Regions from separate parts of the Homo sapiens genome. Here regions 1 and 3 are each linked to region 2. A link is a loop called in an ENCODE intact Hi-C map of the cell type or tissue named here. Cell type or tissue: heart left ventricle. All regions are shown on one strand.

Region 1 (8,000 bases), 230 kb after region 2:
TCAGCTTGTCTTCACAAAGAAAAGACTCTACCTGGTAAGATCTTTTGATAGTTGGAATGGTTCTTTAATGCCCTAAATCTCCAGCCAGAAGATCTCACCAACATCCCATTAGTAGGTTGGTGAGCACTGATCCCATATGCTCTATTTTCTTTTACAATTAAATATAATTTCTCTTTTACATATGAGTATTTAATGATGATTGTTATATATTATTTGTCACTATCTTTTAATTAATCATCTAATTACTTTCACTGTGAAGAGGCATTCACAATCTTCTGATCTTAATTTGGTTTCACAAACAAACGTTTCAACCAGAGAGAATGCATAATACAATAACATAAATGTGGCTGTTGTATTCTTCCTTATAAGTTGGAAAGATTTGCCAGCCTGCTTATCAATAAATAAGATTTGTTACCAAGGTTGGGGTGGACCTGAGACTGCAGGTGATTGTAAAGGACTCAGTTCCCAGGGTTGACAGTCCTGAAGGAAAGAAACCAAATGGGCCATTACAGAGATATGAATTATTTTCTTTCATTCTTGTTTCTAAACCCAAACTAGCAGGCCTAACAAATCAAACTGGCAGCAATAACTAGAAGCAAAGTATTAAGAAAAATAAAACATCTGCCATGTTACATGTCACAAAATGGCACGCAGTGGCAGGATTGCAGTCAGGTGAGGTCCTGGAGAGAGCACAGTGCCACTGTGTAGCAGCAGCTTGGCTACTTCTCCTATTCATATTGTGAAACATTAACTTTTTCTTTGTAAAAAGAGAAGTTTGGACACATCAATTTTTCTTTGGAAATGTCAGCTTCCCTTCGCCATTTCCCAATCTTATGTCTTGTGGTTGGTTCCCTGATATGCTTGCAGCTTATCACTCTTTTAATCTGTGAACCTTAGGATACCTGGCTAGCAGTGCACACTGTATAGCATGTGACTACTGTTCTTAAGGCTGGAATTATAGTAATGTCTTTATTGACTTTTTGCCCCTTGGGCAGAGTAATGTATGAGAATCCGAACTCAATTATTGTCTTTCTGGGAGAGAAAAAAATGTAAGAAAAGAGGACTACACAAAATTTAAAAGAATGTTCCAAGAACAAAAATAGTCAAACATGTCACACGTCCATAGCTTATTTTGCATCTAACATGAAAAGTATGGCTTTGCATAGAAAGTAAATCCAAGATTGAATGAAAATTAGAAGACCTAGCTTGTAATCTTTGCATCTGCCACTATTTAAATGAAAATTAGAAGGCTTATCTTGTAATCTCAGCATTTGCCAGTATCTGCATAAGTGACCCAGTGACCCAGGAAAAAGCATCCTTTCTGCATCTAAACTTGTATTTTTTTTTTTTTTTTTAAGAGATGGAGTCTCGCTGTGTTGCCAGGCTGGAGTGCAGTGGTGCAATCTCGGCCCACTGCAAACTCCACCTCCCAGGTTCAAGCGATTCTCCTGCCTCAGCCTCCCGAGTAGTTGGGACTACAGCCGCGCACCACCACGTCCAGCTAATTTTTGTATTTTTAGTAGAGACGGGGTTTCACCATGTTGGCCAGGATGGTCTCGAGCTCTTGACCTTGTGATCTGCCCACCTTGGCCTCCCAAAGTGCTGGGATTACAGGCGTGAGCCACCGCACCTGGCCCTAAACTTGTATATTTCTAAAAGCCAAGCCTGAAGTTTAGTTCTTGGATAATATGCCAAGTCAAGACTTATTTTAAATACATATTCTATATGTAAGATAACATGATAGTATGTTAATATGTACATTAAGATATTCCTCGGCTCTGTCACAATTCCTAGTCCCTCTTTCACTTGGTACATTCGTCTTTTATTTAGGAGAAATCAAAAGCCACAATTTGAAAACTTTAGGATAGAGTTCAGTATGTGATTCAGCTTCTATTATTGATGTAAATACACATCTATACTGTTTTCTGCTCTTTAAAACTCCAAAAATGTCCATAGAACTTAGTGGGGAAAAATTAACAATAACCCCCTTTGCCCTCACAAAATGTAGTCATTAAGTGAGGCACAGTCTTTTATGGATAAGTAAGGAGCTCATTCAGCAGTTCCCTAGCTGAGAAGTTTTTGCTTTAAAGTTCCACATAGAAAATGTGATGTGGTGACTGAACAAAGGCAGATGAATGCAGTGTGAGCCAACACTGGGTTTTACAACATTAAAAAAAATTAGCTTTACCAATTAGTGCATTTGAACTAGGTCCACATACACTGAGTTTTCACTAATATTGTTGAATGTTCTGAAAACAATATTTACTTTGTAAAGAAGTTATAAAACTGCAGAGAGGCTGTAGGTAGTCACATTTTTATCCATTTATCAATTTTCTTGTATTTAATATTTTTGATGCATGCGTAAAAATTTGTGACAGTTAGGTTTTCCTTTGGAACTAGCTATAATACAGAAATGTCAGTTGACTCTTCATCCTTGGTCTGTAAATAAAAATTCTGAGGAAAGAAAAAGTTATCTCCTCCACCTCACAGAATCTGCAGGAATTATAAAAGCCTCTCAGGAAATCTTGATTGTTTTTCTCTCCTTTATACTTATTTCTCTTGAAAATAGAAGGTCCAGGACATGGTTGAAGTGAGTGACTATGTGGAACAGGACATGGGTAGTTTGTGTGGGATCCAGACAAAGCTAGGGTCATTAAAGCCATGTCAGTTTCATTGTTTTTAACTGGAAGACAGAAGTTCAGAGGGTATTTCTAATTCACTCCCGTTTCCAAGTGAATTCAACCTGATTGCTGTATTTGCAGAAATGTTAAATATCTGATTTTAATCCCAAATAAATCATAAATTCCAGAGTGAATACTCCCACAGCAACCTTAGCTCTGCTCTCCCATGCATAAGGATTATTCTAGGCACAGGGTCTTTCATTACAGGGTTATGAAATACAGCATCTCAGTCACTCTGAAAATACTCAGTTACAATGGCAGCCATTTTGAATCTCTATATCTGACTTTAATTGTACACTTTCTTCTATTTGAAAGACAAAAAAATAAGTATCATAAGTTTATTTTCAACACGCATAAAGACTTTTCAACTTAAAGATTTTTTCTCTTTCCTCTTCTTTCTTCTCTATAAATGTAGCCTTTACATGTTTTGGGATAAGATTCCAATTTAAATATAATTAAATTAAGACAAATAAGGACAGAAAATATTTTCTCATTAATTTCTCATTTGTAAATGATTTGAATTGAGAACATACTCAAGAATAGTAAAAAACATAAGAGAGATAATCAGTTTCTAAGTGTATCAATAAAGACTGAATCATCATTTATAGAAAAAGTATTAGAAAAATAATTACAAAAGATTCTGATTTCACTTATATTTTCATCTTCATCATTTCTCTCTGAGACAGAACAAAGGTAGCCTTAATTCAATGAAAGTGATTTATACTCATATCTTAGGCATACTTGTTATTCCATACTTCACCCAACTTTAGTGTGGTGTAACTGGTATGCCATTTGGAGGCAGCAGATCTGAGTAGGACTTCCAGTTAAACTCCTTGATAGTTGCTTATACGTAACCTCTTTCTAACTCAGTGTTTTCATCTGTAAAATGGAATGATGCACTCTTAGTGCTTTGACAAAGGATTTTTGAAATAACAAAAGCATTGAACGCAAGCTTGCATGTAGTAAACATTTAATACATATTATTTTCATTTACCCTTTCCTCTCATGTACGTGTGGTACAATTTTCATCCAAACAATATGTTTGTTTGAGGAAACTACTATAGGCTTTAGAACCATAGATTGATTAAAGTTGCAGCTATACCCTCTCTTTCATAAATTTGTAATCTCCAAATCTTAATTTTTGCATTTGTGAAATGAGAATAGAAATATCTACCTTATAGAATTTTCAGTGATCCACTGTGTAAAGTACGTAGCATAGTCCCTGTCACTTGATAGAGCACCAGTGAATGGTCACTGACACATTTTACTGTCTTAATTTTGTTTTAAAGAAGACAAAGTCAGTATTATCCAAAGCCATGCTAGAAAGAGATTAGTCATGAATGGAGTGTGAGAAATAAAAACAAGCAGATTAGAAATTCAAAAATTGTGATGAAAGTATGTAAATATAATTTTTGATGATAAATGATTGTCATTCATAATGAAAATAGGAACTTTTTCCTAATTTAATAAGATTCTATACTAATTGGAATGTAAAATACATCACATTGCTTTCCGTCACTTGATTTTTCTGTTTTTGAAACAAAAATACACATCATATGCATTCTATTCCTCATTTGTTATTTCTTACTTGAGGGAAATAATTTTTTTCTCTTCAGACCAACTACAAATATGGCAGTGTTTCATAAGAAATTAAAAGTACATAAGGATTTTTGTCTTTATTTATATGAGACTTTAACTTTGACAGCTAGTTTGCAACCTTTTTTTAAATCAGACCAGTTACATATACCTTAAATAGAAATTACATTCTTTTATTTCCTTTTCTCTTGAAGTTTTATGGTAAATCAATTTGACTGTTACATATATATAAGGCAAATAAATCAATAAATTATCCTTATTAATTTGGTATACTTAAAAGTTCTACCAAATGCTTAGAGTGAAATGAAAATTTATTTATTCTAATCTGCCTTCTGGCAACACACATAAGAATGCTCCTTAAAGCCAGCCCAAGGTAGCTGGTTTCAATATTAGAAAAAAAGTAATAGCCAGGAAACACAGAATTAGAACCAAAATGCCATGCCAAGTTGGACCTCTAGGCTATGGTCTATTTGGATCTCACTGGCTGGAGGAAAGGAGCTTCGTCAGATGTTTCTATAAGACTTCAAGGTTAAAGTCACTGGTGACACCTTGATGTTAGAGTTTAGAAAAACATCAGTCCGCAGCACAATTCATTCTATTTATTAAACTTAATAAATATTTCTATCTGCCTTCAGTTTAAACATAAATATTTATTGAGTTTCTTCTCTGGACCAGACATTCTTCTAGGTTTGAGTTAGCAATGAACATAACAGAAAAATATGCGTATATTCATAGAGCTTATATTCCAATAGCAGGAGGCAGATAATACATAAATAAATAAACTGTATGATAATATCTGTTGATAAGAATGGAGAAAATAAATTACAGGGGAGTTCATGGACTGTTAGTGTTAGGGAGTGTTCTAATTTCATATAGAGTGTCCAAAGAAAGCCTCACTGAGAAAGTATCATTTTATCGAATGCCCAGAGGAGGGGAAGAGCAGAGCAGAGCTGCGTGGATATCTGGATGCTGGATGCCATGAAAGTGTTTCCACAATATATTCGCAGCAATCCCCAGTATGTTTGAAGGCCCTGAGTGGAAGCAAGTCCTACATTCAAAGCTCAATAAGGAAGGCAGGATTGTGGGAGCAGAGCAACAGAAAGGCAAAGTGGTGATAAGATAGAGAAATAATGTCAGTTAGTGATTCTGGGCCATTGTAGGGATTCTGGCTTTTATTTAGAGTGAGATGAAGAGCCACTACAGGGTTTTCAGCAGAAGAGTGTCACAACCTGACTTGTATTTTAAAACAATTCATCGGCCTTCTGGGGTCATCTGACTTCTGGGGAACTGTGAGTCTTGTATTTCATTATCATTGCTATTTCATTTCTATTCCTTCTTTTGAATAGTGAGTTGGTTGGGAGGAAGGACTTGAATTAGCTCCACACTGAGTATAAATTCAATGCTTCCACTGGATTTCCAGAGCTCAGTGTTGTAGAAATGACTACACAGAGAGCGAGTAGGAGACTATTTCAAGTGGCTCAGGAGAGATCAAGATGGCTGGGGTCAGGAATGAAGTGGGAAAGGTGGTGATATGGTTTGGATATATTTTGAAAATAAAGTCCCAAGCACATTCTTTCTCAATATCTTATGTCAGCAACTTTATAGAAACTTCACACTCTAAGGAAGTAGAGTTTCCTGGAAAATCTTTATTACTTAATTAAGTAGGGAAAAATACTTTCAAGTGGTCTCCTGAGTCCCTTCTCATTTCACCATCCTTAGCCCTACTGGAATGCCAGGATTCAGCAACTCTTCTGGGTGAGTAGGTGACCAAAAACAATGATCTCTGGTTCCATATTCATTTAGGAATGTTGTACTTGGCACAATGGATTTCCAGTGGCTAAAGGCTTATTTCCTTAGGTCAACATACCATCTGGCAGTTAACAAAGACTTTCTTGATAAGCCTTAAGATATAGGACAAGCCAGAGCAACACTGAGCTCTGGAAATCCAGTGGAAGTGTTGAATTTATACTCAGTGTGGAGCTAATGCAATCCCCTCCTCCCAACCAACTCACTATTCAAAAGAAGGAATAGAAATAAAATAGCAATGACAAAGAAATACAAGACCTACAGTTTCCCAGAAGTCAGAATCACAGAACTTTCTGTTCAAGTACTTCTACAAAAATTAACTTTGCTTGCTAGCAAGAGAAGTTAGGACTTAATACCAAAGAATAAATCTTTATGTGACCTCAGTGATATAATTGCTTTTTCCATTAATGTCTCATGTCAAGTCTGAGATTTCAATAATACTTCATTATGTTTATGTATTCATACCTTGCATCTCCATCCTGATTTTAAATCCCTTCAGAGGAAGTACTGTACCTTGGGATGCTTTTACTCAACAGGTATTCCACAAACGTGTTAACCTAACACATATTTTACACAATTTCTCTGGTTTCTCAGAGGATATTTTGAAGTCAAATATGACAGTGCATACTTTAGAATATTCTGAGACAGCAAAACACAGGTATTTATCATCATGATCAGTGCTATGTTCAAGATCACATCATAAGCGTGAGAACCTTCATTTTCAAGCAGTGTCCATTGTCACCGAATGTTGAAGCCAGTGCAAAATGAAGCCACACTCCACACTGACAATGTTAGGCACAAGTGATGTAAAGATAACAAAAAAAATCAACCGTGGGTCAAACATTGTGCTCATCATGTCAGATGCATTAACCCACTTAATATCAGAGTTTCTAATAATATAACTAACATCATCCATTTTTACTATGTGCAAACATGTTTTTAAGTGTTTTACAAGTATAAAGAAGTCTTTCCCCAGTTTTATAAATGAGGAACAAAGAATTTGACATTAAGAACCTAAGCAAAGATTTCTATCCAGGTCATTCTGGTGCTAAAGTGTATGTTCTTAACCAGCACACAATGAACTTAGATAACAACATAAATATAACTAAACATGTGTGTTTGTGTGTGTAGATGGATTTATAGACACTTTTCTATTGTTCCATTTAAATGGTCTTGCTGCATGTTGTCTGTGTCCCTTAATATATCACAACCAGAACATACACATTGCTCTATTCTCTAACAGCAGTAGCATTACAAATTTTTCTGTTTAGTACTTACGGATATGTAAAGAAAATGGTTTAGGTTTTGCAGCAAGGTTATTTTGCTTATTATGTTGCCACAAAAAGCATCCAAATATAGCATGGGATTTCTAGAATGATATGAAGAATCTCTTTAAGCAAAATAATGTGACTGGTGTTTTTTTTTTTTCATTCTCCCACACATAACGTATATGCTGTAGTTTCCAAACTCTCAGCTTGAAGTTAAGACGCCCCACTTTAGAGCATATTTTATGTAGATATAATTTCCATTAATAACATATGATGGTTTATCAATATTATAATTATAATGATATGTTTGTAAGCCACATATTAATAATATAATTATGATAATATAATTATTTGTGTTGTTTTTATTTTCTTTTTATTAAATAAAATTCTTAATCATGGGTCAGTTCCTTTTATCTGTGGAGTTTTGGCCAACAACATGAAATAAACTTACAGATGAGCTATGAAGGGGATATTGCATTATTTTAGAGTGAGTAGGTATATACATATATAATTATGTCAATAAAGCTATGGATTCGAAGGAAATAATACTTGCTGTTGGGAAAAATACTTTTTGACTATGTAGATCTCTAAAATTCTTTAATAGAATGAATGCCCACAGTACAAGTGATGCAACATTTTCTGGTTTGGA
Region 2 (8,000 bases):
CAGCCTCTCAAAAGAGCCCTGCAAAATGTCGCAGAGGCTACTAGCTGCAACTAATCTTTTGTTCTCTTTGCCAGGCTGCTTCACAGCTGTCTGATAGAAAACACCTGGGGTTTAGAGTGAGAACTCAGAATGATTCATTCTGCACAAGGACATGGCCTCTCTGGAGTGAATGTTGGTGATCAAATCTTGCATTAATCTATGGCCAATCAGGCCAGCTGTTTAATGTGATTGCATAAGGTTCCCCTTGTTGTGCTCCTTTGGTCTGGTTTTATTCCATTGCAGCTTCTGTTTCTTAGATTTCCTTTTATATGTAATCTAAATCTTGTCATTGAGTATGCCCTTTGAATATAATTCTCCTGGCTTTGACTATCCTTGTTTTATAAAGACCTTAACTTCCACTCATATTTTGGCTGCTTCTATTTCTGTCATCTTGGTTAAGATATTGCCATCGTAACTCTTAATACGTAGGATTTAACCCATGGCACCATATGCTGCTCACCAATTAGACTTAACCTCATCTTTGCTCCATCAGTAAGGTTTTAACAGCATTTTTTGATTCCTATGTGTCATATACAATATCACCTGTGATGCTAATAGCCCTGTTTTAAAATGAGTTTTTTTCATTTATAATTTTTGGGGGTACATAGTAGATGTAGATATTTATGGGGTATAAGAGAGATTTTGATATAGGCATGCAATGCATAACAATCACATCATGGCAGTGGTGTATCCATCCCCTCAAGTATCCTTCGTGTTACAAACAGTTCAATTATATTCATTGAGTTATTTCAAAATGTATCATTAAGTTTATTATTGACTATAGTCGCCCTGTTGTGCTGTCAAATACTAGGTTTTACCCATACTTCATACATTTTTGTACCCATTAACCATCTCCACTTCCCCTCCACTACCCTTCCCAGCTTCTGGTAGCCATCCTTCTACTCTCTAGCTCCATGAGTTCAATTGTTTTGATTTTTTAGCTTCCAGAAATAAAAACATGGGAAGTTTGTCTTTCTGTGCCTGACTTATTTCACTTAACATAATGACTTCCAGTTCCATCCATGTTGTTGCAAATGACAGGATCTCATTCTTTTTTGTGACTGAATGGACATCACTGTGTATAAGCACCACATTTTCGTTATCTATTCATCTGCTGATGGACACTTAGGTTGCTTCCAAATCTTGGCTATTGTGAACAGTGCTGCAACAAATGTGGGACTGCAGGTATTTCTTTGATATATTGATTTCCTGTGTTAAGCGTATATACCCAGCAGCGGGATTGCTGGATCATATAGTAGCTGTATTTTTAGTTTTTTTGAGGAACCTCCAAGCTGTTCTCCATAGTGGTTGTACTAATTTACATTTCCACCCACAGCGTACGAGGTTTCCCTTTTCTCCGCATTCTCTCCAGCAAAATGTATTGAGATTTTTATATGCCTGTTTTAATATTTTTTCCCTAGGAAACTATAGCGATAGTCTCATTAGCAGATAGATGCAAGCCAACAGACTATTTTCTGCGTATATACCATTCTTATTTGGTTAAAGTTCAGTCCACTGTCAACCTTGTCCAGATAAGCTTCATTTCTTACGGAAATCTCTGATTCATGTTGTCTTCCACAGAGCAGAATGGGTTTACTAATTTCCCAAACTAGATAAAGTCTCTCCCACATACTTGAAGAGTGATTAACTGCAGGTATTTAATGGTGCTAATTTAATGATAACAGTGCTGTAAATTCTGTCTCAGAAACAAAGTTAACAACAACCAAAAAGATTTGGCTAATTGTACAATTGCCAAACTTGACTTTAAAATACTCATGTCTTCAGAATAGCTATCCGTAGTGGTAGGAACTTTATACATCCATGGAAACCGCTTTAATAGAAAAGGTCAACTTTTCAAATAATACATTCTTAAATCTTCCTATGTAAAGTAATTTTTAGTATAGCATATTTTTACAAATAAATTTAGCACATTAATTTTTACATATCCTGCTTACTCAACACTCTCAGGCTGATTTTCAGTAAAAGACAGGATTGGTAGGTAGTTCAGAAACTTAGAGAAATTAAACTGACTTATAAAAATGCTGTTTCTCCTCTGAAAACTGAACAAGGAGACATGTTTCAGACATTAAGAAGTTTATTCACTGATTCCCAAAGGAAAAGGCATTGATTTGTTTTTACTTTTCACCAAGAGCTAAAATGAACTCTGCTGTTTTGGTCTCCTAGCTTCTCTTGGTACTGTCGTTATCATACTACAACTGTCCATGCAATGCATGGTGAGCAGGTGGCTTTAGGGATAGCATTCACTGGTGTCCTGGGGGGCACACTGTCCATGAGGTAAACAAAGAATAATGCAGCTTATATACATTATAAAAATAATTGCTTTTTACCTTCTAACAGTTTATGAGACTTAGATTTTTTTGTGACATATTTAGAATTAAAGTGGGGAAGAAGAATTCTATTTACTGTACCTTTAAAAATGTAACTCAATAAGTATATAGTAAGGGCCTGCTATATATTAGGTAGCATGCAATGTGAACAATATGTGATTTGTGACTTGGAAGGGTTGCCTGACTTTCAAGAGAGGTAGGCACATGGAGAAATAAGTAACTGTACTATGGTATGATAAATGATATAATCCAAATCTGTAGTAATACAATTAAAGGTAGAATTCATTCTGCTTGAAGAAGTGGTATGTTATAAAAAGATACAGTAAATTTGTGTTTGAGTTGAGTCCTAATGGGTAAGTTGGAGATTAGGTATGTTATGAAAGGTAAGAGGTGGGCTGGATATTCCAGAAGGAATAGTATGGATGAGGGCATGGATACATGCTACTACATTATACGACCAGGGCTGGGCTGTGAAGTGGAAAGATAGTTTGCAATTACGGTAACATGACAGCTGAGCCATGGGAGTTGAAGGGGTATTTAGGTGAAGGTTGAGTAAAGAAGAGGCAAATTTCTTGGAACAGAAAAAAGACTGAGTAAAGACTAAAAGAAATCAGAATTTAGTTAACAATAATTTATCAGTATTAGTTCACTAATTGTGACAAACATACCATCAGATCTTAATAAGGGAATAAGGGAAACTAGGTATGGTGACTCACTGTACTATCTTTGCAACTTCCCTGTAACTCTAAGTCTACTCTAAAATAGAAAGTTTATTTTTAAAAAGGATAAAAAATATAACATGGTCTTGGAAGATACTTTCGTTGGGTGTGTCTCCCAGGAGGGAAATTAGTCACGGGACATTTTTTGAGATTATGGGCCCCTGAGCTGAATTCTTAGCAATCTCCCTCTTTATTTTCTGTTACATAGAAATGGAGTTAATCTTTACCATAGACAAGTTATGTCATTGTTATGCCCTCTTTACTATCATATTCCCCTGACCACCCATAAAATTTGGGCTATTTTATTAAAAAGAATTTCCCTATATTTGATAATATCTACTCATAGTATTTAGTTCCCACTCTGCAGTTCACTAGCATTCAGTGGGTGTCTGTGCCCTTCGTCCTTTGTTTCTGTGATCAGGAAATATGACATTTCATTTCTTTCTATAACTTTTCTCTCCCTTTAAGAATTTAAAATCAAGTTTAAACTGAGCATTCATTCTTCTTTCAGGAAAACAAAACAAAACACTGTTACCTACCCGGATCTGCCTTCCAGCACATTCGGTACAAACCCACCAGAACAAATACTGAAAGTGTTATTACAATCAAAGCAATAACCACCGGCAAAATAATACCTAAAAAGAATTGGAGACATTGTCAATTAGAGTGGCTACTGAATTTCACAGCGATAGTTTGGTAAGTGAGCCAAAGCATGAGTACTTCCTTTCTTCTTTAAATATCATTCTATTAAAAACATATTTTAGGCAAAGATTCCTCTGATTCATGGGGTTTGCTCTAGTTGTCATCTTTGACATAACCACTTGATGTCAGTCTTGTAACCTTTCTGAAACAAAATTCCAACCTTAAGAGAGAGTGCCCCCATCTTCCTGGAGACTGAAGAAGTGGGGAGATGGGAGACTGGAGAAGCAGAAGATGTACTCTAGATTATAATTAAATCCTCATTCACTCATTACATTTTTTAGTACTTTATAATGAAGTTACCAAAATATATATAACCCAACGGGGATTGCTTTAGTCCTAATGCTGGCTTTCTAAAACACTCACAAATTTCTTTCTATAATAATACCTTAAAACTAGAAAAGGCATAAAATAATGTAAGTAGATACCACAGTGAAGATGATTCTTGAAAATGAACATGATTCAAGAGAGATGTGTATGTGTGTCTGTTTGGGGGAGTGATGTTGCTGCAGTAACTTAGGGTGAGTTTTTCATATTTGTATTAAGAGGAAGAGTATTGCCTGCCTTCCTTCCTTCCTTCCTTCCTTCTTTCCTTCTTTTCTGATGGTTATTTCCAAGGTTAAAAGTACAGTGATAAAAGCAAGAGAGCTGTCATAGACACACAACTAAAGGAAATTAAGATGACTATTAGTTTAGCATATTTGCTTTCATATGTACTCCTTATATATTTATCAGGGGTGAGACTTACTCTCCAATTCATCTGTAGGATGGTTTACACTTCCATTGTCAGAGTTAAATATTTGTTTTAAGTAAGTTCTGCTGATTTCATAATAGACCTTAGGTGAAATCATTATTGCCTCCCAAATGAAGATGCCGTGAATCAGCAGGTCAGTAATTTCTATGATGACTTATTTAATGGAATGGGTTTAACTAAACTTAATAGAGCCTTTTATAATAACAGTTTTGAATATTGTCTTTTTATTCTTAATTACTAAGGAAGTTATTTAATATTCTGTATTCAGTCTTAGCACACACATAAATGTTATATGACATATATAGGTTTTAGTTAAAATGGAACATTTCTTAAAGGCCGTTTTTAATGTTCTATGAAGGCAAACAATTCATTTTTTGATATAATTTATTTATTATTTTAATTATTTACTTGACAAAAATAAAATATATTCAGGGTATACAACCTGATAATTTGGAAATAATTCACTTTTATGGGGACCTCTACCTGTGCATTTTGACTTATCTGAAACTAGTCCCATCGAGTCATCCTTGGCCCTTGATCGTAATTGTTAAACACTAAACTAAGAAAAAAATTGCCAAACTGTGCTTTTTTTCCTCTTCTGTTTTCTTTCTTTCTTTCTTTCTTTTCTTTTTTTTTTTTTTTGTCATTAAGACTCACTTGTGGGAAATTTTCAGAGCAGGCAGCAGTTAGATGGGATTGTAATGGGATTGCAGGCTCAGTAAAGTTGAGAAAAGGCTGCCCATAATCTGATTCCTCTCCTTTACTGGTCACATTCAAACATTCTGCATATCTACTGCCATGAATGAAGGCATTGCTGTTACTCACTGGAATAAGACCGGCTGGTTGCTGAAGTGCTTGCATTTTTTCCACCCTCAGTGCCTATTACTTTAAGAAAGAAAAAAACAAGTCACTTTTGGTTAATGTGTGCCAATTCTTGCAGTCCTCCCTCCACCCTCATTTAAGGAAACAGCCATGATTTGTAGGTATGATGCTGCAAGTGCAAAAGATTCAGTCTCATTCTGAAGGAGCTCTGTTTTGTGAGTCAAGATTGTTAGGGTTTCAGTCAAGAAAGGGTCAGGTAGAGCAGATTTCCACTCAGGCACACAGATATCATACCTTGAGACTGTGAGGTGTTTTCTGGAATTGTAACTGGTATTGAGGTTAATGTACCAGTTTTAGAAGGTGATGCATCTGGTTGTAGAACACTACCTGTATGAAAATTACAAATGCAGAATCAGGCTATGGTATTAAGCCTTCATATGGGATTTCTTTGCAGATTCAAACAGTTTGCTTTTCTGAAGATCTGTGAAAACTATTTATTGTCAAATAGTAGGATAAATGCAATCATAACACTAAACCATAAGTTCATCCATTCCTCCTGGAAAGATAATTAAATTTAGAATCACAAAGCCTGAGTATCAGTTTTACATCTTCAGGAACTCGCCAAGAAAACTTCAGTAAGTTTTTTAGCGTAGATTACAGCCTGTATAACCTACTGCATAAGATTCTTGTGGGATGTAAATCTATGCAAAAGCATTTTTCAAATTTCAGATATTATAACTTTGGGTGATAGTGTTTTTTTTCTATCACACATAGTTAAAATGATCATAACTGCACAGGACGTCAGATTTTATGTATTTATCAGTGATTGAAGAGAAAAAAATTGCAGTTGAGGCTTTGGTTAGAAGAATTGAGGAAAAATCAAAGAAGACTCCTTCATTTTCATCCCTAAAGTTCAGCAGCTGGTTTTATTATGTGCCTTTTCTAGAGTAATGCTACTTGACTGTTTTTTTTCACTAGCATCCGTGCTCTTTTTTTTCCAAGGAAAATATAAATTAAAAATTTATTGTTATCGTTATTTGTTTGTTTAGTTAACATTTGCCATCTTCAATCAGAAGGACTGAAGCAAAAATTATAAGTAAAAATCTACTATTCAAAATCCATAGCTGTCAATAAGTTTAAAGGAAATATAAATAATTAAGTATTGTATAAGTTGAAAACATTTATTCTTGTGAATTTGGAATAAAGTACAATTTGTACTTAGAAAACTTTTTGAAAATGTATTCTCTTCCTCGTGCAGTATGAAGTGCTCTATTTAAATCATGCCTGTTTGCCTTGCCTCTTCACTGAATTGCAAGTTCCTAGAGTGTGAGGGCCATACTTGTCCACACACCCAACATGGAGCTCTGGGTACAGGGGGTATGCAGTCAAATGTAGCTGACACTAAGAGGCACTTCTTATGATTATGGCTCCTTGGGCGTATTGAGGCCATGTATAATTGCACCAAAGAAATTGATATTTCTATGACTGCCTTGGCTCATTCCTTCTTCACCACCCACATCCCAGCACGCACTGCATGCTCATGCATTTTTGACATCTGTGGGTGAAGAATAACGTTCAGAGTCTGTACCGTTCTTGCCATGCAAGAGATCTGTGGGTGGAAGCTAGATATATGCCCATAAGAACAAAGAAAAATGTCAGGCTAGTGCACTAAGCAGGCAGAAAAAGGAATATTAAATGAAAGAGTGGGAACTAGCTGAAACCTTGGTACTTTCAGCTGCCTTTTCCAGTGTCAAGTAGTTTAGTGAGGATGAATGCTCTTTCAGTTTTCTTGGTGGAAAAGAAGGTGGCTGATTAAATAACCAATGATGTTAATCCTTTTGGGATTTCTCAAGGGTTAATTGTCCTACCATATTACCTTCCTGTAGACAGGCTAAATGGCAGACTCAGGACTGATTGTAATGTGTCTGGGTCAGAACAAACTCCCAACTTCCCTGCTTAAAACGTGTTGATTGCCCAGTGCCAATGGTTATTGCTAATGACCCATGGATAGGCCAAAATGTTAAGACTTCATAGTGGAAAGATTTGGTGGCTGCTTGAACAAATACTTTAAAAATTTGTTTTGTTTTTCTTTAAACTGCAACCTTCAGTTAAGAAATTATTTCTGAATCCAGCACACACACACACACACACACACACACACACACACAATTACTGCTCATGATCCAATAATGGGAATTAACCTACAGTTTGAGAAGCTCTGTGTTTTAGCATGATCATATTGCTGAAATTATGGTACTTGGCTGAATCCATAAAACATGAGCCTAATGTTATTCTTTCTGTGACTAAGATGCGGAATCCATGACATGCTCAGAGCCTGATGATCTACACAGTTTTTGTTGAGACTGTATTATCCTACATTACTAACAAAGTGGCATTGCCAGAGGAAGTATAGGAGAGCTATAGCAGAGTGGCTAAGAGCATGATTCTGAAGACAGGATAGCTGGGTACAAATCTGACTCTAGCACTTACCCCTGTGGAATCTTGGGCAAGTTGCTTAACCTCTATGTGCCTGAGTTTCCACATATATACATGGAGATTATAATAGTTCTACATCATGGTATTGTGAAAATTATATGAGTAAAAATAAATTTAAACTGT
Region 3 (8,000 bases), 320 kb after region 2:
TTCATTTATGCTAAGAAAGCAATATAAAGTAAAATAAGATTAAAGTTTAAAGGGAGCGGACTGAAGCACTAAGGATTTTCATCATCTTGGAAAATCTACTTAAATAGGGCAGCTCATTCACCAAAGATTTTAGTTCTCAGTGGGGCCTTGCTGAATTCACTTATGCTGTCAGATCTGAAGATATCCTATCACACAGTCTCACGCTTTACATAGCAAAAAGATTAGGGTGAACACAATCCTCTCTCCTCATGTTAGACCATGTCTGTCTCCCTTAAAAAAAAAAAAAAAAAAAAAACCACTGTCTGAACTTAGCTAGCCTCCAACCTGCCTTTGGGGAGAGTGCAGCTCCTTTGCTCAGAATGAGTCACTCAGTCTGTTTGTGCCCCACCTAACTGGTGTGGATGCTGGCTTTGGTTCCTTATAAGTCCATAAGGCAGCCTGGCTGAATTTATGATTCAGAGTAACCTTTAGTCCATCTCCTGCCTGTGTGTGCTTGCTACGAGTTCTCTCCAGGTCACCAGTGAGTTTTTCCTCCTCTATCATCATCGAAACCATTCATGGCCACATTGCACCTCACACTTATGCCCCAACAGCTTTATACATACCCAGTTCTTTTACCTCCAGGCCTTCATCCCCAGTGTGTCCTCTCCCTGACAGGCATCTTTCCCTTTCTACTAGTCCCAGCCACCTCCCACCACCTTTTCTCCCAGCTCAGTAGTTCTCAACTTTGGACAATTTTGTCTCCCAGGGGACATCTGACAATACCTCAAGACTTTTTTGATTGTCATAACCTGAGGAAAGACACTGCTGGCATCTAGTGGGTAGAGGCCAGGACTTCCATCGAACGTCTTCCAACGTACAGGCCAGTCCTCCAAACAAAAAATTATCCAGTCCAAATTGTCAAAAATGCCAAGGCTGGGGGATGCTGCAATCTTCTCAGTCTTCATTCTTACATCTCAGTTCAAATCTCACCTCCCTTAAAACCTTCCCTGAACATTATTCTTCACTACAGGAGAAGGGTTAGCTATCCCTACTCTTTCCTCTTTTAGTACTTGATATAATATCCATTCTTGAGCTTTCTATACCATAACAAAATTACCTTTGTCTACATTTCCCCCGCCCCACCCCCACCCCCACCCCACCCCACTAAACTCTTAGCTCCTTGTGAGCAGGGGTGGTGTCTTTTTCATCCACATCTATCCAGCACCCAGACTAGTGCCTGGTTTATTGTAAATGTTTTTAAAAATGTTTGAGTGATTGAATTTAAAAGATTAATTTTGTTTGAAACTTTATGTCTTTGCTTTTTTGCTAATCGTTTGGCAACATTAGAGACACCTTGCTGATCCCCAAGAATCTTCTGATCCATTAAGGATCTTTAAATATAGAGTAAGTGAGCCTCAACTCCTTACATTTCACTATGTCTGTGTTCTGGAGTTCCTCAGAAAGGATGACATCTTTGAGGATAATCTTTGGATGTTGATAACAGTGCATTTAAAGTTAACTGAGAGGCTGTCTTTAGCTGATAATAATCTGCTGAGTTGGATTTCTTATCTAGTTAACAGTATAGTCACTGAAGCCAGATTGCTTGGGTTCAAATCTAGGACCTGCCACCTACAACCTGTGTGACCTTGAGCATATTAATTAAACGTTCTGTGCTTCCGTTTTCTTTCTGAAAAAAAAAATGGGGATGATCATGGTATGAAACTCATAGATTTGTTATGAGAATTACCTGAGTTAGTATTTGTAAAATGCTTAGGACAGTGCTTGGTACTCAGTAAGTGGTTGTTAAACAAGGTTGGAAGGATAGGCTAGTGTCAACCCTCTGCTACTTGTGATGAATGCATCAAGCCAGGTAAATACATCTCATTCTAAAATATAACTCTACTTTATTGCATCCCTGAGGAGACTTGGATGAACACATGTTAAAAGATAAGACAATTAAGATTTACCCATCATGTGTCTTAGACCAAAATAACCCTCCAGAACTTGTCAAGCTTTTCTATAGGCAGGTGACAGAATGTCTTATAATCCTGGCATATATACAAAAACCACTGATAATCTATGATTGCCACTGCTGCTGCATTCTAATTTTCCTGCTTCAAACTGGCATTTTAATCATTCTGCCCATAGCAACTAATGTCCTTTAAATTAGCATTAAAAATTCATTCTTTTGGTTTATCCTTCCTGAATCAAGCTAATTAACTATCAGCTGAGAGCCCTTTAAATTATAAACTGAATGTGTTACATTTTCTAATTTATAATGCCTTATCTAGGCAAATTGAAAACCCAGAAAGGAGTGAATTAATTAATATTAATTAAAGAGAACAACATGGAACGAATGCCAGGTCAATCTTTGGAGTGTGCTTGGAAAGCCATTGTTGGGACTAATTTGTCCCTTTGCAGCATAGAACTTTGGACAAAAGGCTTTTCCATGGTGGCCTTATAAGGAATGAGAAAGGGAAGCCGGAGATAAGACTAGAAGTACCAATGAATACCGATATTATACATCTGTATTTACATATATTGCATATGTAATATTTCATATTCTCTATAATAAGAAACCAAATAATCAAATTAGTCCCTGAAGCTTTTCACAATTTTTTCTAGACTTTTTAATAGAAATCCCCTTTTATTTTTACTCAGCAAGTATTTTCTGAATGCCTCTAACATACAAAGTTTTAGGTAGGGAAATAGAAAATTAAAAGGATCATAACCCAAGGAACTTAAAGTATAGAGCAGCACCGTTCAATAGGGCTTTCTGTGATAATGAAATGTTCTATATCCACACCATCCAATAAAGTTGCCACCTGTGCATATTCAGCACTAGAGATGTGGCTCATGTGATTGAGGAAATAGATTTTTAACTTTACTAAAATTTAAATAGCCACATGTGGATACTTGTTGTTGTATTAGATATCTCAGGTCTAGAAGGTGAGAGAAACTGCATAATGTTTATTTTTGTCACTTAAAATTTTTCAAAGTTTGTCAGTGTTTCTTTTATGCCACGCAATTGTATGTCTCTCTTTCTCTGTCTTTGTCTCTGTTTCTCTCTCCCTCCCTCTCTGTCTCTCCGTGTCTCACATACACACACACACACACAAACATACACACATACACACATGCACATACCTCTCTTTGTTTTCTATTCACTGTCATATTTATCATCTTAAACTGATTTTATTCAGGGCTATGATGATCAACTTGGAGAGATGGAGTATATCAGAGTTACTAGAGGGCAAAAAAGAAAATGCCTGCATAATCAATGTTATAATTTTATAATGAAAAATGAGAAAAATATTTATACACATTATAGAAAAGTAAAATGGTGGGATGATTTGAAGAGCACAGTTTTCAACAGAAAGCTATACCTCTCCCCAAGGTGAAGTATCAGAATCTAGGAAGGGGTAGAAGAGATGCTGTGAGATTATTGTGTTGAACAAATAGGCACATGGGTTTACAAACTTTAAGAAATATTAAATTAGCTTAAAAACAATTAAAACATATTGTCCTAAAGGGCTGAAGGGTCCTTTCACCACATAAGACATTATATATAATCATTATTTCAATGGACATCAGAAATTCACTAAGCGTTCTGGGGACCAACGGCCTTAATTCATCCAGAAGTGGTCCCTGAGTCCTCCACAAGGTTGCTGACACAATTCCTAGTTGTAGATATTGGACAGTATAATTTGGATTTTACCCTAATATTCCTAAATGTAAACAAAGATATTAGGAATATAGCTGTGAAAAACTGGTTTAATACAAAGTTTAACAAACCACTATACATAAACAAAAATACATTCAAAATACAATAACATTTTTTCAGGACATATAATTTAGACTTTTTTTTCAAATCCAAGCCTATAAATCAGTGGGGGTTATTTTGTAAGTAAGGGCTAAATTCCAGAAGATTTGGTAAAGTTATTTTATGTTCATCAAAGTTGGATTTCAGATTCAATCATTTTCTTCATTGCGCTATTAAATTATGTTGCCTTACTCACCCCCATCTTTTTGACTTGACTCGCACAATACCAATATTGCCACCTATGGGTCAACATGATGTTGTGAGATGTTTTACATGACCGAGATGAGAAAGAAAAAAAAGTACTTGGAGAATGAATCATTTTGGATAGTTGAGTTTGACAGCTACACAGGATCCGTGCTTTTACATATCTTTTATTTAGTAGTTTTGGATAGAAAGCCTCTTCAAAGATACTGCACAAGTCCCTAATGTCTTAGCTACTGCACTGAAAATAATTAACAATTTTGATGACTACAGATAATTATCATCAATATAAATTACTATGCTAGATCAGAGATATTTCTCAAGTGCAAATTTGATCCTAGGCAAAGGCATCTCAGACTGTTGTCTCCTTTGAGTATTTAACTCAGTAGAATATTCAGTCACATGTCTAGACTCTCTGTTTGCTTTTCACTGCCCATAGTACATAATCCCACTTGTCAATTCCCATGATTTCCTATAGTTATAAACCAAATAACTACCCTAGTTAGAGTTGTTTACAAAATAAGGGTAATTGGGAACTGAATATGTGCCTAGAATTTAGAAATCTTACCATAGGGATTTTGTGACTCTGATTTTGTCTCCTCACATAAAATTTTCGTAACTTGCTTTATGATACACAGCTTCATTCCTAACAGGTAATGTAACTGAATAAGCATCTTAGATAAGTGACTCATTAATTACTTCTCATTTGAATTTCTCATTATCACTTTTCATTGTTTGAATGACTTGTCATTATTAGTGACTTCTCTCTTCTTTTTACTTAACTGTTATCTTCATATGTTGTAATTCTTCATACAAGAAATAAAGTGTCAATTTTTAATACAAAATTGTATGATATTAAAAATATGTGAAAACCTGTTATTATCCCTAAATATTCTAATCTAGTTTCCATATACCATGTAACAATTGCTAACAATTTTTTCTCCAAATTAGCAGAATATATTATTCTGAGCAAGAGTTAATAAACTTTAATTAATTTTTATCTCACTGAAGTTTTAGATAAATCACACCTTGCAATCTGGCAGGCTCTTAAAAGCTAAATCTCTCCTGAACTTTAAACTTAGAAGTACTATAGTCAGGTGGTATAGACAAAGCCATGGACACTTCTTTAGAGCCTCAAAGAAATTTGAAGTAGGCCTCTTAGTCTATCTGCCACCATATACTTTAACATTCATCATTAAAATTCTAATGTATAACTTTTCTGGAAAAAGGAGCTTCGTTTAGACATTCATGATCTTTACTTACAAAAGTTATTACTTATTATCTCTCTGCATCAAATATTTTAATGAATAATATGTAAACTATCCTATTAAATAAAGATAAATTAGATAAATTGAAGAGGGGCTCAGAAAGTACCATGAAATCCATCTTGGAAAGAGCACCGAGCAAAGAATGTTTCTCCAGATGCTATGTGAAGAAAAAAAGTTTTTCTTTTTAATGAGTTTAATGAATTTGGAAAACTCCTCATATTATAACACGTTCTTAATTATTCACAATCCACTTCACAGCATTAAATACTAACAATCCCACAATGAAGAAATATAGGTCGGTTTGTTTGACTCAAAGTTTTCAAATGTACTGGAGTATGGAATCATTTCCTTTCTGAATGTCTTTAGTGTCCAACTGAACTGTACCCTGGTACATGCTAGCCACCTACAGGCTACTCAGATATTCACTTCTCCCCTCTTTTGAGGCCCGTGATAGATTTGTACCTCTTTACATCTTCAACAGTTAGGCATCACCAAATAACATGCATTTGTCCAGATGAATGTAGCAGTTGTGACCTGTGTCACTTCTAGGCCAAAGGTTTAAGGGCCACTATGTAGTTGGCTACATTCCCTTTTCCCTGCCTTGGGCAACTTGAAAGCATATGTCAAGGTGTAGGCTGGGTCAGCCTGGGGCAATGAGTGACTATGATGAGCAGAGCCCCCTGGCAGACCTACAAGAGGTGAAGAATGAGCAGGAAATAACCTTTGTTGGATTAAACCTTGAGGTCTGGGGGCTACTCATTATGGCAGCATAATGAGCTCATTCCAAAAAATATATTGGACTAGGCAGCAAAAATCTTAAAAGTATCAATGGACTTATAAGATATCCAAAATACGTTATAGTACCAGAAACCAATTTTACTGGGGTTTTTATAGTAGCTTTGCCTTCTTTAAAAGTCTTAGACATTTTAATAAAGGAAGGCTGGCTACATCAAGAAGGCTCTCTTGGTGAAATTAGAATCGAGCCAGAGGGCCTCTGTTCATGTTTGGGCTGAGTACCGTAAAACTCTTGCAGGCACACAAATACAAGAGAGTAGTTATTATACATGCTATTGGCTCACCTCCCCTGATAGCATTTCTCTTTGCACACCATTCCCTCCACAGCAATTCTATATTGTTCTTGCTACTCTTATAGGATTACAAGTTCATAATGTATAAGTCAGTCTATGGACTTCATAAAGAGGCCAATTTAATGTTGTTACTGTTTTTCCTGAAAAACTAGCTTTCCTCATTTGCTTTCTGGACATTGATTAAAAGACTACATTATTTTTTATAATTTGTGTTCCAGGCACAAGTGGGAGTTCCAATTTCTTTACTGAATAAACTAGAAGTAAATTGACTTCTTTGATCATTGACTGAAGAAGGGAAAATTGATGTTATATGTAAGGATATAAAACAGCTCCTCTTTTAGGCCAGGAATCAGGTTTCTAAATAAAGAAAAGTTCACATCAGTTTACACTTATGTTTGGTACAGACCTTTACTAAAACCATAATAAGGAAAAAAATTAACATGAAATTATCTCCCAGTTGTCAGAATCAAATTTCTCTGAACTTTCCAAGCCTCCTCAGTCTTTAATCCCTATATTTTTTCTTTATTCTAACCTCAGAACCCTGGAAAAACTGAATCGGTGACATAATTTAGATCAAACTGAAAGAAGAATAGCTTATTTTATACTGAAGTAGTAAAGCATTCGCTTGATTTATTAGGCCCTCCTGCAGAAACATTCAATTTTCAATCTTTTAGCATGTAGGCATTCCTTTATATAAGAATCACTAAATACTGAGTATATACTGGGCATTGAAGAAGGCAGTCAATACTTCTCTGCTTTTAAAACAAAATACTGAACTGTACTTACTAACATGGTAGTCACTAGCCACCTATCATTATTTATGTTAAATTATTTAAAATTAAATAAAAATAAAAATTTAGTTCCTTAGTAACACTAAACCTATTTTAAACATTCAATAGCCACATGCAGTTAGTGGTTACCATATTGGACAGTGCAGATATAAAGCATGCACATTATTTCACAAAATTCTATTGAACAGTAAAGATATAGAACATTCCCAACATCACAGAGCAGAACTGCTACTCTATGTCCCTTACTTAAGATTGAGTTTGAGACCAGCTTGACCAACATGGTGAAACCCTGCCTCTACTAAAAATACAAAAATTAGCTGGGCATGGTGGCGCATGCCTGTAGTCCCAGCTACTCGGGAGGCTGAAACAGGAGGATCGCTTGAACCTGGGAGGCAGAAGTTTCAGTGAGCCAAGATTGTGCCACTGCACTCCAGCCTAGGTGACAGAGCGAGACTCCGTTTCGAAAAAAAGATTGTTATCATATATTATTGTTCATAAACATGTCAGTTGGATTATCTAGAGCCTACACTATTTAATAAAACTTTCTGTATGCAGTTTATCCAGGACAATGAGACTTCCAGGCAGAGCCAGCTTGGAGACCTAGAACCAGTCTGCAAGTATCATTGCTAGATGCCACAGCCTTCTCCCCTGAGATCATGGGGCAATGGGGTGCTTTCTGCTCCATGCCCAGGCAGATCATCAGGCGGTTGGAGAACTCACTTACCTGGATCAGCAGCCTGAGCCACTTCACGCTTCCTGCACATAGACCATGATGTAGCAGGGCCCTCTCTGCCCCATACTCATGCAGATCGCCAGGCAGTTGGAGCATCTTTTCACCAAGATCAGC

What was found. Hi-C counts contacts between places; a loop is a spot of excess contacts. Peaks named below come from ENCODE experiments on the same cell type or tissue, not always from the same donor. Only the 100,000 strongest peaks of a DNase experiment are listed, where the experiment ranks them.
Region 1: a loop joins it to region 2, with 2.1 times the contacts of the local background. A loop is called at or near these places in 5 of 110 quality-filtered maps.
Region 3: a loop joins it to region 2, with 10 times the contacts of the local background. A loop is called at or near these places in 45 of 110 quality-filtered maps.

The regions. Positions count from the first base shown.
Region 1 is chr4:100,651,247-100,659,246 of GRCh38, forward strand. No RefSeq gene overlaps it. Among named protein-coding and RNA genes, the nearest start is that of LINC01216, 20 kb to the right of the region's middle. In heart left ventricle, no CTCF peak of the experiment used is centred here; no DNase peak of the experiment used is centred here.
Region 2 is chr4:100,417,637-100,425,636 of GRCh38, forward strand. EMCN (endomucin) reads right to left here. Exons shown (of 12, transcript NM_016242.4): 6 at 5,676-5,768; 7 at 5,385-5,444; 8 at 3,646-3,741. It overlaps LOC124900740 (a long non-coding RNA gene), which reads left to right and starts at 3,735. Exons shown (of 2, transcript XR_007058203.1): 1 at 3,735-3,802. In heart left ventricle, a CTCF peak has its summit at 3,926; no DNase peak of the experiment used is centred here; H3K4me3 peaks cover 402 bases.
Region 3 is chr4:100,738,174-100,746,173 of GRCh38, forward strand. No RefSeq gene overlaps it. Among named protein-coding and RNA genes, the nearest start is that of LINC01217, 49 kb to the right of the region's middle. RefSeq lists an enhancer at 547-626. In heart left ventricle, CTCF peaks have their summits at 835 (motif pointing left) and 4,037; no DNase peak of the experiment used is centred here.